2 separate regions of the Homo sapiens genome follow, and region 1 is linked to region 2. Evidence: read pairs that join two places in POLR2A ChIA-PET (ENCODE). Cell type or tissue: B cell. All regions are shown on one strand. Region 1 overlaps PDE4A (phosphodiesterase 4A). Region 2 overlaps ANGPTL6 (angiopoietin like 6).

Region 1 (4,000 bases), 330 kb after region 2:
TGGGCCACTGCACTCCAGTCTGGGCGAGAGACTGAGACCCTGTCAAAAAAAAAAAAAAAAAAAAAAAAAAAAAGGAAGGAGGGAAGGAAGGAAAGAAAAGAGTTCAAATCCACTTTTGGCCAGGCGAGGTGGCTCACACCCAGCACTTTGGGAGGCTGATGTGGGAGGATTGCCTGAGGCTGGAGTTTGAGACCAGCCTGGGCAGCATGGTGAGACCCTATCTCTACAAAAAGAAAAAAATAAAAGAAGTAAATCCAGCTTTTGTCCTGGACTCGCTGTGTGACCTTCACCTGTCAGAGCCTCAGTCTCCTCATTTCTAGCAGATTCGTTCATTCCACAAACACTGAGCGCCTTCAGAACTGTGGCTGAGAATGCTGTAGACCAAGTTTGTCCAACCCGTGGCCCAGGATGGCATTGAATTCGGCCCAACACAAATTCGTAAACTTTCTTAAAACAATGAGATTCTTTTTTTTTTCCCTCTCATTAGCTATTGTTAGTGTTAGTGTATTTTATGTGTGGCCCAAGACAATTCTTCGCCTTTCAGTGTGGCCCAGGGATGCCAAAAGATTGCACACCCTTGCCATAGACACATTCCCTGCTGCCCTGAAATTGTCAGACTAGAGGGTGAAGCAGAAATAGCAAGTAAAGGGCTGGGTGCGGTGGCTCAGGCCTGTAATCCCAGCACTTTGGGAGGCCAAGGCAGGTGGATTACTTGAGGCCAGGAGTTCGAGACCAGCCTGGCCAAAACCTGGCAAAACCCTGTCTCTACTAAAAATACAAAAATTAGCTGGGCGCACGCCTGCAATCCCAGCTACTTGGGAGGCTGAGGTGGGAGGAGGATTGCATGAACCCAGGAGGCGGAGGTTGCAGTGAGCCGAGATTGCGCCACTTCACTCCAGCCTGGGTGACAAAGCCAGACTCCGTCTCAAAAAAAAAAAAAGAAATAGCAAGTAAAGCTGTATGATAATTCAAGATGGTCACACATAGGATATGAAAAAAAGAGGGATCCTGAGGTCAGGGAAGGCCTCTCTGAGGAGGTGACATTTGAACAAAGACCCAAATAAAATGAGGGAGGTAAGGGCCGGGCGCAGTGGCTCACACCTGTAATCCCAGCACTTTGGGAGGCCGAGGCAGGTGGATCACGAGGTCACGAGTTCAAGACCAGTCTGGCCAGGATGTTGAAACTCCATCTCTACTAAAAATACAAAAATTAGCTGGGCGCAGTGGCAAGTGCCTGTAATCCCAGCTACTCAGGAGGCTGAGGCAGGAGAACTGCTTGAACCCAGGAAGTGGAGGTTGCAGTGAGCCAAGACCGTGCCAGTGCACTTCAGCCTGGGTGACAGAGCAAGACTCCGTCTAACAAAAAACAAAAGAGGGAGGTTGCTACATGGGTGTCTGATGGAAGAGGGTGCCAACCAGAGGGAAGAGCCAGTGCAGAGGTCCTGTGGTGGGAGTGTGTCTGATACGTTGGAGGCAAGTGTGTCTGAGGCAGAGTGAGCGAGGAGGCAGTGGAAAAAAAGGAGGGAGCGAGGTGACAGGCAGCTCATGTAAGGGCTCATAGACCATTAGGCCATGATCAAGGTTGGCTTTAGGCCTCAGTTTACATCTGGCTTCCTAGGACGGGACAAGCATCATTGGGCTGGAAGGAAACTCATCCATAAAGGGCTTGTGTAGCCTCATGGCTAAAATTCCTGTCTCTGAAGCCAGACAGCTGGGTCCATAATCCAGCTCTGATCTTTCTAGATTGGGAGACCCTAGCCAAGTCACTCCTCTCTGGGCCTTGGCTTCCCCGTCTCTGAAATGGGCCTAGTAAAAACCGTATTCCCAAGGGCTGATCTGACGAACTGGCAAAACAATTCAGGGAAGCTAAGGGCATTGAAACCTTGGTCGGTGAACAAAAATGCATTTCTGGGACAGGTATAGTGGCTCATGCCCAACACACTTTGGGAGGCTGAGAGGGAGGCGGATCACTTGAGCCTGGGAGGTGGAGGTTGCAGTGAGCCAATATCATGTCACTTGCACTGCAGTCTGGGTGACAGAGTGAGACCCTGTCAAAAAAAAAAAAAAAAAAAGAATATCACCTGGTGGGTGTCTGGTGGGTACTTTGTGAGGATTAAATGAGATCATAAGACCAAGTGTGGTGGCTCACGCCTGTAATCCCAGCACTTTGGGAGGCCAAGGCGGGCAGATCACTTGAGTCCAGGAGCTCAAGACCAGCCTGGGCAACATAGGAAAACCCCATCTCTAGAAAAAGTACAAAAAATTAGTCAGGCATGGTGGCGCACATGCTACTCAGCTACTTAGCTGCTCAGGAAGCTGAGGTTGAAGGATCACTTGACCGCAGGAAGTTGAGACTGCAGTGAGCTATGATCGTGCCACTGTACTCCAGCCTCGATGACAGAGTGAGATCCTGTCTCGAGAGAGAGAGAGAGAGAGAGAGAGAGAGAGAGAGATATTGAGAGAGAGAGAGAGAGAGAGATCATAGCTAGAGGCACTGGATGCACAGGAAGCTTTCTAAAGGGTTAGTTGCTATCATCACCATCATCGTCATTATCATCATCATCTATACCCTCTAGCTAGTATAGTGATTTGCATATTATAAGCCTTCAGTAAATATTTGTCAAATACTGATAATAACTGTAGCTCATATTGAGTGCTTACTAGGTTCAGACACTTTTCTGAGCTTTTTATGTGTCCATCCATGGGGTGAGTGGTAGTATTATACCCATTTTACAACTGGGGAAACTGAGGCTCAATGAAATGAAGTGACTAGCCCGAGATCAAATGGCTAAGAAGTGCCAGAGGCCACACGCAAGCCCAGGCTTCCTCACTCTGGGCCCCATGGCATCAGAGCCAACACTAGAGAAGGAAGGATATTTCACAGAGGTGGACTCGAAAATAGAGATTCACTGTTGGGCGCAGTGGCTCACACGGGTGGATCACTTGAGGCCAGGAATTCGAGACCAACCTGGCCAACATGGTGAAACCCCATTTCTACTAAAAATACAAGAAAAATTTGCCAGGTATTGTGGCACATGCCTGTAATCCCAGCTACTTGGGAGGCTGAGGCACGAGAATCCTTTGAACCTAGCAAGCAGAGGTTGCGGTGAGCCAAGATCGTGCCACTGCACTCCAGTCTGGGTGACAGTGAGAGACTGATGAAAAAGAAAGAAAGAAAGAGAGAAAGGGGGAAAGGGAGGAAGGAGAAAGGAAAGGAAAGGAAAGGAAGGAAGAAATGAAGGAAGGAAGGAAGGAAAATAAGGAAAGGAAGGAGAAAAGGAAAAGAAAGAAAGAGAGGGACGGAGGGGAAAGGAAAGGAAAGGAAAGAAGGAAGGAAGGAAGAAAGAAAGAAAGAAAGAAAGAGAGGAAGGAAAGAAAGAAAAGAAAATAGAGATTCACCCTCTTTTCTCTTTTTTTTCGTGAGACAGGGTCTCACTGTCTCAAGATGGTTTAGTGGCACCTTCATAACTCACTGCAACCTCAACCTCTTGGCTCAGGTGATCTTCCCACCTCAGCCTCCAAAGTAGCTGGGACCACAGGCTCATCCCACTATGCCCTGCTAATTTTTGTCATCTTTTGTAGAGATGGGATCTCGCCATGTCACCTGGGCTGGTCTCGAACTCCTGGGCTCAAGTGATCCGCCCACCTTCACCTCCCAAAGTGCTGGGATTACAGGCATGAGCCACCACACCTGCCTTCTAGGGGTGTCTTAAGAGTTGTAAGACACATCTCAGAAGCTGTGGGTGGCATTCTAGGTTGTCCCCAAGGACTGTGGGGTGCATCTTGGGATTCTGTTCTAGGGTGTGAGACTGTCTTAGGAGCTGGAGAGGAATCTAGTTGTGTCCCTGGGGTCTATTGGGGCACCCCAGATTTTGCTGGCATCTCCATGGTTACTAGGGCATCCCCTGAGTCTGAAGGCATTCCCGAGGTTGTCTTGGGGTCTCAGCACTTGTGGGGGCATCTCAGAGATGCTGTAGAACCATTCAGGGATTAAGGGACA
Region 2 (4,000 bases):
TGCCTCTCCCACTTTTCTACCAAAGAGTCCTGCCTCTCCCATTTCCTCACCAGAATAAGAGGCCTGCCTCTCCCATTTCCTCACCAGAATCCGAGCTCCAATAGCCATTTCTTTACCTAAGAATCTGGGTCCCTTGTCTCTAATCAAAGGAAATGTCAAGTCTGGGGTTCTTTTTTTTTTTGAGATGGAGTCTCGCTCTGTCACTCAGGCTGGAGTGCAGTGGTGCGATCTCGGCTCACTGCAACCTCATCCTCCCAGGTTCACGCCTTTCTCCTGCCTCAGCCTCCCGAGCAGCTGGGACTACAGGCGCCCGCCACCACGCCCAGCTAATTTTTTGTATTTTTAGTAGAAATGGGGTTTCACCGTGTTAGCCAGGATGGTCTTGATCTCCTGACCTCGTGATCCACCCGCCTCGGCCTCCCAAAGTGCTGGGATTACAGGCATGAGCCATCGCGCCCGGCCAACTCTGGGGTTCTTAAACCCTGGTTTTTTATGGTCTCCTCACCATAATATAAGTCCTGAATATGATACTCTGAACCAGTTCAAACTCTTACCAAAGTAGCAGTCCCAAACATCGCCTCACTAAAGTAAGAGTCCCTCCTCTTCTATTTCTTGTTTCTCCTATTTTCACACCTTAGAAGTTTGGTCTTATTTTTAATCAGAATAGGAGTATCATTTCTTCTGGTCTTCTCACAATGAGAGAAATCTGCCACTAAAATCCTGACTCCTCAATTTTCCTCTACCCACAATTCCTCAGCCCTAATGTCGACTTACCCACAGGCTTGGTGGGGACCGCAGGGTGACCTGCAGGCATGGGAGAAGCCATGGGCTCCTGCTGTCTCTGGGTCTGGTCTCTCTGGGGCTCTGGGGCTGGGTCCAGCATCCTACTGGTGTCACTGGTGCTACCCACAAGACGGACCGGAACCACAGGCACCAGTGGGGGTGGCGGCAGGACCTGGGGTGACGGAGAAAGTCAGGTGTAATTGCACTAACCCTCAGGCCAGGAGGCCTGGTCTCAGGGGCAGAAATGGTGGATAAATCTCCCAGCTCCCAAATGACCTGGACATCTGGCAGTGGGGGTGTCCCAGCCCTAGGAATGATCCTCCCCAAAAGCTAAACAACTTGGCTTTAAAGTGCAGACAGGCTGGGCGCTATGGCCCGTGCCTGTAATCCCAGCACTTTGGGAGGCCGAGGCGGGCGGATCACCTGAGGTCAGGAGTTCGAGACCAGCCTGACCAACATGGTGAAACCTCCGTCTCTACTAAAAATACAAAAAAAATTAACTGAGTGTGTTGGCTCACGCCTGTAATGCCAGCTACTCGGAAGGTTGAGGTAGGAGGATCGCTTGAACCTGGGAGGTGGAGGTTGCAGTGAGCCAAGATTGCACCACTGCACTCCAGCCTGGGAGACAGAGCGAGACTCCATCTCAAAAATAAAATTAAAAAAATAAAGTGCAGACAGAGCTGGGCTTAAATACCGGCTCTTGGTGCTCATGGTTTAATTGATCTGTGCCCCAGCCTCCTCTGTAGAGTAGGGATAATAACAACACATCCAACAGTATCTAACTTACTGACTCCTCTCACCAACCCTGTAACGTAGGGACTGTCACAGAGCAACATTCTCTTATCCCAAACCCAGACCAGGACACGTTCCAGAATTCAGAATAACACGGCTGGATTTAGACACAGTGACACAGGGAGGGTTATGTATATGCATGTGTGTATAGAATATACATAACACTCCTAAAGGGGTTTTTGGTCTTTACGTGATAATGATATGTTTAATTATAGGATCCTATGACTATTCACATTAAGTGGTTAAGTGAAGGCTATAAATAGCCACCAGTCACTTTTTGACCCAAATAAGTTACCAGAAGGGGCGAGTAGGAATCCGGTTTTCAGGGTTTTGCGGATTTCAGAACTGTGGATAAGAGATCGTGGGGTTGCAAAACCCCCATTTCACAGACGATGCTGCTCTCCGGGGAGGCTGCGAGGTTACCTGCTGCTGCCCGCCCGCGCCTCCCGGGCACAGGCGCTCCAGGCGGGCGATGAGACTGCTCTGCTGGGTGACGAGCTGCGCCAGCTCGCGGAACTTGACGTCCAGCTGGTGGAACCGGGCGGCTGCGCGCTGAGCCTCGGCGGACGCGTTGAGCACGCGCTCCCCGAGCAGCGCCAGCGCCGCGGCAGGCTCCGCCCCCAGATCCGCCCCCGGGCCCGCCCCGGGCCCCGCCTCGTGCTGCAGCTGCGCGCGCAACTGGCCCAGGCGCGCGCTCAGGCCGCGGCTCTCCTTGCGCAGCGCGCGCACCTCGCCGGCCACGGCGCCGTCGGCCGCCGCCAGCCTCTGCAGCTCGCGTAACAGCTCCTCGTGGCGGCCGACGCGCATGCGCAGCGCCGCCAGCTCGCTGGCGTTGGCGGCCTCGGGCGTCGCCCGCGTGGATGCGGGGCCGCTCCAGCACACAGCGCCCGTGAACTTCTGCGGGGGCAGCACGAAGGTGTAGGTGCAGCGCGGGGCGCCCGCCCGCGCCCACGACGCGCCCAGCAGGAGCAGCAGCTGTAGCGCACGCAGCCAGGGCTTCCCCATCGCGGCGGACCTGCAGGCAGAGGAGGAACGGAAGGAAGACGGGGTGCTGGGGCCCAGCGAGACCCCTCCGCTTCCACGCGGGGATGCGCGCGTCTACACCCGCGATGTCCCGGGCCCATAATTTCAGTCCCCATCTCATTCCCCCCACGGCTGGAGGGCCCCAGGGTGATCCCACTCTGGCTTCAACACCGAGCTCTTGGCGCCAGGCCGGATAACGCATCTCAAGCATTCATTCATTCGACAAGCGAGGCCGGGCGCCGTAGCTCACGCCTGCAAGCTCAGCACTTTGGGAGGCCGAGGCGAGAGGATCGCTTGAGACCAGGAGTTCGAGACCAGCCTGGGCAACATGGGGAGACCCCTGTCTCTACAAAAAAAAAAAAAAAAAATTAGACAGACGTGGTGGTGCACACCTCTGGTCCCAGCTATTCGGGAGGCTGAGGCAGGAGGATCACTTGAGCCCAGGAGTTCAAGGCTTCAGTGAGCCATGATCGCTCCCCTGCACTCCAGCCCGGGCAACAAAGTGATAGCCCATCTCAAAAATAAATAAATAAATAAAAACAAGGCTTATGGGGCCGTTCAGGCCGGTAATTCCAGCACTTTGGGAGGCCGAGGTGGGCTGATCACTTGAGCCTAGGAGTTGGAGACCAGCCTAGACAACACAGAGAGACCCTGTCTATACAAAAAATACAAAAATTAGCTGGGCATGGTGGCAAGGGCTTGTCATCCCAAGATCGCCTGAGCCCAGCAGTTCCAGGCTGCAGTGAGCTGCGATCACGCCACTGCACTCAAGCCTGGGCGACAGAGCAAGACTCTGTCTCAAAAGAAAAAAAAAAAAAAGCAGTCACTAGGCACAAATGTGTGCCAGCCCCCTTTCTAGGCACTGGGAATACATTTAGGAACAAAACAGACAAAAATCCCTCCCCTAGTGGGCAAAAAAATAAATATGTACTGTATAGGATGAATAAATAGAGCATATTAGACAATGTTAAATGCTAAAAATAACAGTAGGGCCAGGCGCGGTGGCTCACTCCTGTAATCCCAGCACTTTGGGAGGCTGAGGCAGGTGGATCACGAGGTCAAGAGATCGAGACCATCCTGGCTAACACGGTGAAACCCCATCTCTACTAAAAATACAAAAAGTTAGCTGGGCGTGGTGGCGGGCACTTGTAGTCCCAGCTACTTGGGAGGCTGAGGCAGGAGAATGGCGTGAACCTGGGAGGCAGAGCTTGCGGTGAGCCGAGATTGTGCCACTGCAGCCCAGCCTGGGTGACTGAGCGAGACTCCATCTCAAAAAAATAAAATAAAATAAAATAATAAATATAAAAATAACAGTAGGACTGGTGAGGCGGCTCAGGCCTGTGTTAAGGCGGGAAGACTGCTTGAGGCCAGGAATTCAAGACCAGACTCCAGACTGGGCAAC

The links. Peaks named below come from ENCODE experiments on the same cell type or tissue, not always from the same donor. Only the 100,000 strongest peaks of a DNase experiment are listed, where the experiment ranks them.
Region 1: POLR2A ChIA-PET joins it to region 2 with 8 read pairs; 5 of 35 experiments call an interaction of 5 or more read pairs at or near these places.

Annotation. Positions count from the first base shown.
Region 1 is chr19:10,425,941-10,429,940 of GRCh38, forward strand. All of the region lies in intron 1 of PDE4A (phosphodiesterase 4A), which reads left to right. Among named protein-coding and RNA genes, the nearest start is that of PDE4A, 7.4 kb to the left of the region's middle. RefSeq lists a silencer at 2,400-2,469. In B cell, no CTCF peak of the experiment used is centred here; DNase peaks (open chromatin) are centred at 499, 2,351 and 3,699; H3K4me3 peaks cover 951 bases; H3K27ac peaks cover 1,207 bases; H3K27me3 peaks cover 578 bases.
Region 2 is chr19:10,093,984-10,097,983 of GRCh38, forward strand. It overlaps ANGPTL6 (angiopoietin like 6), which reads right to left. Exons shown (of 6, transcript NM_031917.3): 2 at 1,999-2,590; 3 at 775-955. The coding sequence starts at 2,580. Among named protein-coding and RNA genes, the nearest start is that of ANGPTL6, 6.7 kb to the right of the region's middle. RefSeq lists silencers at 2,083-2,222, 2,283-2,342. In B cell, no CTCF peak of the experiment used is centred here; a DNase peak (open chromatin) is centred at 2,268; H3K4me3 peaks cover 565 bases; H3K27ac peaks cover 951 bases.